Regions from separate parts of the Homo sapiens genome. Here all the other regions are linked to region 3. Evidence: chromatin contacts called from ENCODE Hi-C or POLR2A ChIA-PET data. All regions are on one chromosome and are shown on one strand. The core of a region is the stretch at or near the end of the contact, and the rest is flanking DNA. Distances in the headings are between cores, read along the strand shown.

The links. A loop is a pair of places that touch in the nucleus more often than their neighbours do. ChIA-PET counts read pairs that join two places held with the same protein, here RNA polymerase II (POLR2A). Pooled maps may share reads with other maps.
Region 1: a map of naive thymus-derived CD4-positive, alpha-beta T cell shows a loop between it and region 3 (7-fold over the local background). The contact joins the enhancer-like site here to the promoter of MOSPD2 in region 3. A Hi-C loop is called at or near these places in 3 of 168 maps with a recorded cell type or tissue (CD4-positive, alpha-beta memory T cell and naive thymus-derived CD4-positive, alpha-beta T cell), 1 of 37 single-sample maps with no recorded cell type and 10 of 50 pooled maps.
Region 2: a loop to region 3 is called in a pooled map, with 10 times the contacts of the local background. The contact joins the enhancer-like site here to the promoter of MOSPD2 in region 3. A Hi-C loop is called at or near these places in 2 of 50 pooled maps. POLR2A ChIA-PET finds 5 or more read pairs at or near these places in 2 of 52 experiments (GM12878 and activated CD4-positive, alpha-beta T cell).

What each region holds. Positions count from the first base shown.
Region 1 is chrX:14,495,922-14,498,621 of GRCh38, reverse strand. It overlaps a transcript of GLRA2 not described here. Among named protein-coding and RNA genes, the nearest start is that of GLRA2, 32 kb to the left of the region's middle. Within about 2 kb of position 1,326, at least 3 of the 41 ENCODE cell types and tissues checked have a DNase peak (open chromatin) inside an H3K27ac peak, as active enhancers do.
Region 2 is chrX:15,300,765-15,303,464 of GRCh38, reverse strand. ASB11 (ankyrin repeat and SOCS box containing 11) reads left to right here. Exons shown (of 7, transcript NM_080873.3): 2 at 658-737. Among named protein-coding and RNA genes, the nearest start is that of ASB11, 14 kb to the left of the region's middle. Within about 2 kb of position 1,269, at least 8 of the 41 ENCODE cell types and tissues checked have a DNase peak (open chromatin) inside an H3K27ac peak, as active enhancers do.
Region 3 is chrX:14,872,091-14,874,790 of GRCh38, reverse strand. It overlaps MOSPD2 (motile sperm domain containing 2), which reads right to left and starts at 1,370. Exons shown (of 15, transcript NM_152581.4): 1 at 1,254-1,370; 2 at 1,033-1,102. The coding sequence starts at 1,262. It overlaps FANCB (FA complementation group B), which reads left to right and starts at 1,722. Exons shown (of 10, transcript NM_001018113.3): 1 at 1,722-1,805. RefSeq lists a silencer at 1,403-1,632.

The sequences.
Region 1 (2,700 bases), core at 77-2,576, 380 kb after region 3:
TTCAATTTTTTCTATCATAAAGAAAAGTATTTAAGGTGACAGATATCCCAATTGCACTGATTTGATCTGTACAAATTATACAAATATATTAAATTACCTCATGTGCCCTCAAAATATGTATATTATATATAAAAAAATTTAAAAATAAAAATGTCAATGACCTAGGGGGGAAAATACTTTCTATCAAGGGGTATAGTTTGTCAATACATTTATTCAGATCTCATTTTATGTCCTTCAATAAAATTTATAGCTCTTTTAAATAAATGTTACATTTTCCTTGTTAAATTGTTTCTATGTAATTTGTAGTTTTTATTTTATTGTTAATGAGGTGTATGGTTGTGTTTTCCATTTCTATTTCTATCTGGTTTCTATGAGTAAATCAGTTGGTTTTTAAAATATTTTTCCTGGTAACCAGCACCTTACCAAATTATTTTACTTCTAGTCACATAATTTTCTTTTAATTGAGCCTGTTGGTTTTTTTTTTGTTTTTTTAGGTAACCATGGAATTATTTGCAAATCAGTGTGATATGACTATCTTCCAATATTTACATAACTTCTTTACTTTTTAAAGAATTCTCAAGAACTCTGAAGAAATGAAAATAACATCTCTTCCTTTAAAGAGCATAAGCTATTGGCCAGTGTTCACTATATATTAGAGTTGTAATTGTGATGGCAGGTACTTTACTTGTGATGCATAATCCATCTTGCTGTCTGTTCTATTCCAGGATGATATTTCTGGGTTAGAGTACCTCCTTAAGCAGAGCCACATGGAAACAGGATTTTTAAGGGACACATTTTGAGTTGGTCTGCCTAGCTGTGAGATAGATGGGAGGGGGTGGGGCAAAGTGTATCTTAGAGGCCAATTGTCCCACAGGTTTTCAAATAAATGGCAACATTTTTTAAAACTAAGAAAAATTGAGCTTTTGCCTTTTAAAATCTGGTTCAAATGTCCCCTTATGAAACAGAACGAAGTGAAAATGCTCCCAGCAACATGTCATGTGTCTGGATGGGAAGTGGAGGCTCAGCCTGCCACTCTCTCACTATGTCTCCAAGGACTGTGCTGTGGTTTGTGACTCAGCTATTGTTTGCAAAGCCCAGGACCACCACATTTTGTACCCTTCTCTGTCTTCAAGGAGAAAACCCACTTCATATAACCAAGCCCACATGGATCCTCACACTGAGAATTATAAAAGACTGCACCGAGCTGTTTTCTTCCTGTTACTCTTATGATAAATTCCTTTCTGAGCTTTAGAAATAAGTAGCTGGGGAAATTTGTTCCCTCTACTTTCACTTTTGCTTTCTCGTTTTGAAATCATCATGAAAGCTTACAGAAGCTAACATCAAGTTGCCCTGGTTATCAGACGATTTCTCTTCTCTATCTTGACCCCTCATCAACCACTTTACATCATCTTTCCATGTGATACAACTATTTATTTGAGTGCCTTGGGCTCTAAGCTCTGTAGAGCAAGCAGCCTATACTTTATTTTTCCTCTTCTGTGTTCTAAGACACTTGTAATAATTATCAGCCTAAAATTAACCCAAATATCAGACGCATGGTGTTTGGTAGCCCTTCAAAGCTTTTTTGTTTTTTTCCTGGCCAATCTCAGGTACAATGGTTTGGTATTAGACTAAATTTAACATGTGTACAATGAAAAGATTTTGCTTCATTTTTCTAGGACTTTGATGCTCTGGTATTTTGAACCACCTAGGCTGTGATCACTCAAGTTGCCTAGTAACCAGCTGAAGGCCAGCACCAGAGTGAAACCAAGAGAAGCCACATTCCTTAATAAAGACAGCAACAGCTGGGGAACCAGCAGGTCTAGGTTCACGGTTGAGCTGGATCCTTACTCCTTTGAGGATGTGACTGACATGTCTTTTATTAAACTGCTTAAATCCTCCATCTGTAAAATGGGCCTGACGTTTGACAGCAAGTACCTCCTGCACATATTGTGAGGATTAATGAAGAATCTAGAAAACAGTTTGAACCTTTCAGAATAAAAGCACTTGGAAAACATGTTGGATTTACAATAATTTAGTGCTAGCATTAAGATAATGTTGGAAAGCAGGGTCAGCTAAATCACTGATTTCCAAGATTTAAAGACAACTACAGTAATAACAGTCTTTCCACTTGCCTTATAGTTAATTGTGTTTATATAATTATCTCAAGGACAGAAAGTGGTGATAAATGCATTGAAAATGGAGAAAAACGTATTATGGTATTAAAAAACAATCTGAGTTACCATATCTGAGATCAACCCACATATGTGCGGATTTACTCAGTACTAATTCAGCTAATCTTTCTTAGAGATGACTGTCAATTCTAGAAGAACTCAAGATACAAGGTAAGACCATTAGCTTGGTGTATAGTCTGATGAACAGCATATAAAAATGGCTTTGTTTGGGAAACAGTCCCTCTATGTCAATATGGAATTCTGGGCTCATCTGAGCCAACACACTTACCTAGGATTCAAGTTCCTTCCCCTCACCTACAATCTATGCATTCTTTTTTTCTTGTCATTACCCCATGTAGACTTTGCATTTCGCCCATGCTAAAATATTTCATCTCCCTTTCACCCCAAACACAATGAACTCTCCTTAGCTAGAAATGTCAGCTCACAAGCTTCTGTCTTAGAACAATTTTTTTCCACAATTCTCTTGGATTATCTGAAACAAAACTATCCTGAAAACCACCAGCTCAAG
Region 2 (2,700 bases), core at 20-2,519, 430 kb before region 3:
TCACTGATCCCTCAGAGCAAGCTTGTCCAACTCGTGGCCCAGGATGGCTGTGAATGTGGCCCAACACAAATTCATAAATTTTCGTAAAACTTACGAGATTTTTTTGTGATTTTTATTTTTTAGCTCATCAGATATTGTTAGTGTTAGTATATTTCATGTGTGGCCCAAGACAATACTCCTTCCAATGCGGCCCAGGGAAACCAAAAGATTGGACACCCCTGCCTTAGAGTCTCCTTCATAATACACAGGCTGTTGAGTCTTTGGGGTGTGGATGAAGGTGGAAGGCAGGGGAAGGATAAAAATGTGGAGGCTCATTGACTTTCTTGGCCCTTCATTTTGCCTTACATAGAGCTATCGGATTCAAGCACTGAGCACTATATTTTTGAACTAAATCTATTGCTTATTAAAATTGCCTCCCAAAAGCCAGAGAGATTGACTGTTCCTTCTCTTGGCACGCACCACCAAACCGTAAAGGACTTTAACATTCAGTAGCTTGTCTCCCTGAAAGTGGCTGACGAGAGAGCCTGATGCGTGATACCTGCTTCCCTCCTCTTCCCTCCTCTTCCCCCAAACCTCCTCTCACAGTGGGTGGGCAGCATGGACAAGTTACAGGAAGAAGTCTCCAGGCCTTGACTTTGAGCTTGATTTGTGTTTCAGATTGCTGGGCTGATCGATCCCCACTTCATGAAGCTGCAGCTCAGGGGCGCTTACTGGCCCTTAAAACTTTAATTGCACAAGTAAGTGAACTGAAGACTTGATCCTTCATGCTTATGCTATAATTACACATCATTCTTTATTAGCTTTGGCTGTAGCAGAGGTGTGGCTCACCCTATCCAGGTCCCACCATTGCCATTCGAGGCACGTATGTCCTCTCATACCTCACTGCCTCTCCTCCTCCTGCCTCTCCTTTCCTGGAGAGCTCCTTCATTTTCAGCCCAGTTCCCTCCTTTTCCTCTGGGCCTTCCTTTACCTCATAAGAAGTTTCCCTATGAGGAATGATAGAGAATGCTCTCAAATGTTTGTTGCACTAACTCACCTCATGCTCTTCCAGCATGCATTAGCACCAGCAGTCCTGAAGCTAAGTTAGTCAGCTATTGCTGCCTAAAAAATGACCTCAAAGCATAATGGCTGAAAACAACAGAAACTTGGATTTTCATGGTTTCTGTGGGCCAGGGAGCAGCTTAGCTAGGTGATTCTGGCTCTGGGTCTCTCACAGGCTGCCACGTGTCAGCCAGGGCTGCAGTCATCTCATGGCTCAAGGCGGGCAGGATCTGCTTTCAAACTCACTCACGTGGTTGTTGGGAAACCTCAATTCCTTGCCACATGAGCCTCTCCACAGGGCTGTGTCATGAGATGGCAGCTGGCTTCTCTCAGAGAGAGTGCAAGAGGTACCTAAGAAGGAAGTCACAGTTGTTTTATAACCTCATCTCCGAAGTGACATTCTGTCACTTCTGCCATATTCTACTCATTAGGTGTGAGTCAACAAGTCCAGCCCACACTCAAGGGGCAGGGATTATACAAGGGAGGCAATACCTGGATTCCAGGATTACTGGGTGCTATCTTAGAGGCTGCCTATCCCAATGATACACTATTTTAAGAACAAGCATTAAAATAGGTTGACAATGGGTAAATCTGACTCCCCAGGGAACATTTATTGAAGTCTTAGTTATGAAGGCTACTTTATTTATATTTATGACTACATCCCCAGCACCTTGAAAAATGAGTAGGGGCCTGGTAAGTATTTGTGAAATGAATGAATGAAAGTGTGCAGGCTCCATTTGCTTTGTATGTTTTAGGGTCTACATTTATACAGAGGAGGTAAGCCATCATGTCTTTCTTCCACAACTAGGCAATCATCTGGCTTTCTTGCTACTTTGAATTTAAACCACTGGGTGCACTGCTCTCTCTCTCTCTTTTTCTTTCTCTCTCTCTCTCTGTCTCTCTCTCTCTGTCTGTGTGTGCATGTGTATGTATTTTTCATTTATTTGTTTTTTGATTTCTCCTTTATGAGTTGTGTTACTTCTTAAAAAGTAGAGGTAAATGGAAATCAGCACTGCCAGCAATGATCAAATGAACTTTGTACCTGATTTTATCACTTGCTTATTTATTTTTAAGTACTTTAAATTGGATGTGATTTGATTATTTTTAATAGGTAATATATTCACATAGTTCAAAAATTACAATTATTTAAAAAGGTGGACTGGCCGGATGTGGTGGCTCACGCCTGTAATCCTAGCACTTTAGGAGGCCAAGGTGGGTGGATCACCTGAGGTCAGGAGTTCGAGACCAGCCTGGGCAACATGGTGAAACCCCATCTGTACTAAAAGTACAAAAATTAGCCAGGCGTGGTGGTGGGCGCCTATAATCCCAGCTACTTGGGAGGCTGAGGCAGGAAAATCGTTTGAACCTGGCGGGGTGGAGGTTGCAGTGAACCGAGATCGCGTCACTTCACTCCAGCCTGGGTGAAAGAGTGAAACTCTGTCTCAATAAAATAAATAAATAAATAAAATTAAAAAGGTGCACAATGAAACGTCTTGCACCCACCTCTTCTCTCTCAGTCTCCCACCCACCTCTTCTCTCTCAGTCTCCCACCTCAATACTTTCATTGGTATATTTTTAATAGGCTTTTTAAATTTTTGTATAATTTTAAAGAAGAGTTGAAAAGGATACAGACAGTTCCCATATACACTGTACCCTTCA
Region 3 (2,700 bases), core at 121-2,620:
AAGATTTACTGACAAGTATTTGAAACCGATTTCCATATTTGTTCTATGTCATCAACTGATGTATAATCTAGGATGGTTTAAAGTTGCAGGGAACCTCTGCTGAGTACTAGTCAAGATGTAGAAGCTTAACTCCTTTCACAGTAACCAAAATGACAACTGAGGCAAAATATTCACTGAGAATCCACTATATTTTAAGACATGCTAGATGGTTTATGTTTTTTTAAAAAATTTAATCCTACTAACTTTATTATTTGCACTTCACAGATATGAAAACGGGCTCAGAATAGACAAGTAAGCTATGTAGTGGCAGGGTTAGGATTACAATCAATCTTAAGGTAGGCAACATATAAATCCTTATTTAATTCCATATTTACAATAAGTTATTCCGTATGTTTTACAAAATTACTGTACAAGCATTAAATATTCAGTTAAGTACCTGACAACTCAAGTATCTGTGACATCTGGACACAGAATGTTCAACCAATAAATCAATTCTGGACTCATAGGTACTTTGCAAGATACAGTTTGGGATAAGAACTTGTTCCAGCATTGGAGGGCCTATTTTGTGGGTAGCATGCTGGGTTGTATGAAAGCCAAATCAAACAAAATATCCAAGGAATTTGTATACCCAATTAAGTACACATCAATAGTATTATGGCAGTTTCCAGGTACATTTTCGCTAGTGTTGCTGGTGAAAGGCCAGCAGTGGAACCGTGGACTGGACAATGTCACCCGTGTTGTGGGCCTAACAAGTATCCTGCAAGTTCCATAAACACGAGGGCATGCTAAAAACTTAACCGATTTCCAACTTACATTAACCCTTTAAAGGGAGCATGGGACACACCACTTGACCATTTGAAGCAGTGCACACGGCTTGTCATGGAGAGGAAAACCTTTGAGACGTGCCCAGCATCATTCCTGTGAGGGTCGAAAGGGTCCCTAACACCTCCCACAAATACACTCACAAACACTCCAGCAAAGTTGGGGATGCTCACTGCACACCTTTCTTAATACCTGGAACAGAGTACCCACCTGTCACATACTCAGCTTCGAACCTCCTCCGGGTCTCAGAGATGAGCTTGGCTTTATTCTGGGCGTGATTCTGGATGGGAGACACGATGGGACCTTAGATACTACTTGCATCAACCCGCTTACCCTCAACCCAGCCCACCTGCACACGGGCGCTCGGTCCCCGGGCCTCAGAGGCGGCTTCCGGGTCCGGGGGGCCAGCGGCGGTGCAATAGGCTCCTCACCTCTGCCATGATCACCGTCGTGGATGTGATTGCGGTTGTCGCCGTCGCCCGTTCTACCGTCGCCGACCGAGTATCTCATCACCCGGCAGTCCCGCCCAGAGGTAGACAGAGAAGGGTGGGAGGGGGAGGCGGTCGCGTGACACCGGAAGGCGGACAGAAGCGCCGCCGCACCGCCCAATCCAATGCGGACGCCTGGGTCTGGAGGCGGGACCAGGCCCTCAGCCTAGGTCCCATTCGATTCTCGTCTGGCCTCGCCCCGCGACATCCCCCGCACTGCGGTCCCGCCCCCGCCAGCCGCGAGATCGCCGGCGCTTCCCCCGCGGAGCTCCGCCCTAGAGAGCTCGCGGGCTCTCTGCTTTCACAACACTCCCCAGGGCCCCGCCTCCTCAGCCTCCCTTGGCCACCTCTCCTGGCTGGCTTCTAGGCTCCGCCTCCTCTGCGTTCGACGCAGCCTCCGCCCGGCCTCCCAGGATGCAGCGCGCTGGCGGGAGGTTTGGAGCAGATGGATACCGTATCGACGTGGGGCCTCCGGTATGTTGCCGCTGCGTTGAGGTAGGATGGGGCTGGCGAGTCTTCCCTTCCCAGGACTTCGCAGAGGGGGCGATGGGGCTGGATTTCCTCCCCTTGTCCCCGCATTGCGGGAGAGAGGGAAGGAAGCGGGCATCCCGAGACCTGGGTCTGTCATTCCTTGCAATGATAATTGGATTTTAAGTGCTACATTCGCTTGAAGTTTTTTTCATCCCTTCAGTATCCTTCCAACTTGGAGTGTGAGATGCTTAATGAGCAAAATATCTCTGAAATCTTTAATCTCAAATAATTATATAAAGTTAAAAAAAGCGTGTTTCGGCTTATTAAGGTAGTTGTGTTCAGCCGGGGGGGTGGGGGGGTGTGTGTGGGGGGGGCGGTTTTACCACCCAGGGGACCTTTGGCAACCTCTGGAGACATTTTTAGTCACCACTGCTAGGGGCCGGGGGCAAAAGAGATGCTCACTGGCTACTAGTGGATAGAGACCAGGGAAGCTGCCAAACATCCTCCAGTGTACATGAAAATTCACAACAGTTATCCAGCCCAAAATGTCAATAGTGTCAAGGTTGAGAAAGATTTAGATTTAAAGGGACTGGAACAAATTTTATTCGTCAGTTAAAAACAATTGAAAGAAAATAGTTGCGCATACAATATTGCCTTTTTTAAAGTTGAAAGATACTGAAAACTACAAACAAGTTGTAAGAATAGTCCCCCATATTTCCATCAACCGTAGTCATCCATGACAGAATGGCATGTTAGCATCTTTTGTCCTAGACTTTTAAATATATTTACATTTTTTATGGGAAAAAATGAACACATTGTTTAAACGTTGTTTGACTACATCCTTAAAAGATATTTCAGATATAACTAAAGTCTCCTTCTACCTCTACTCACCTATCCTGGACACTTCCTTGTCCAGAAT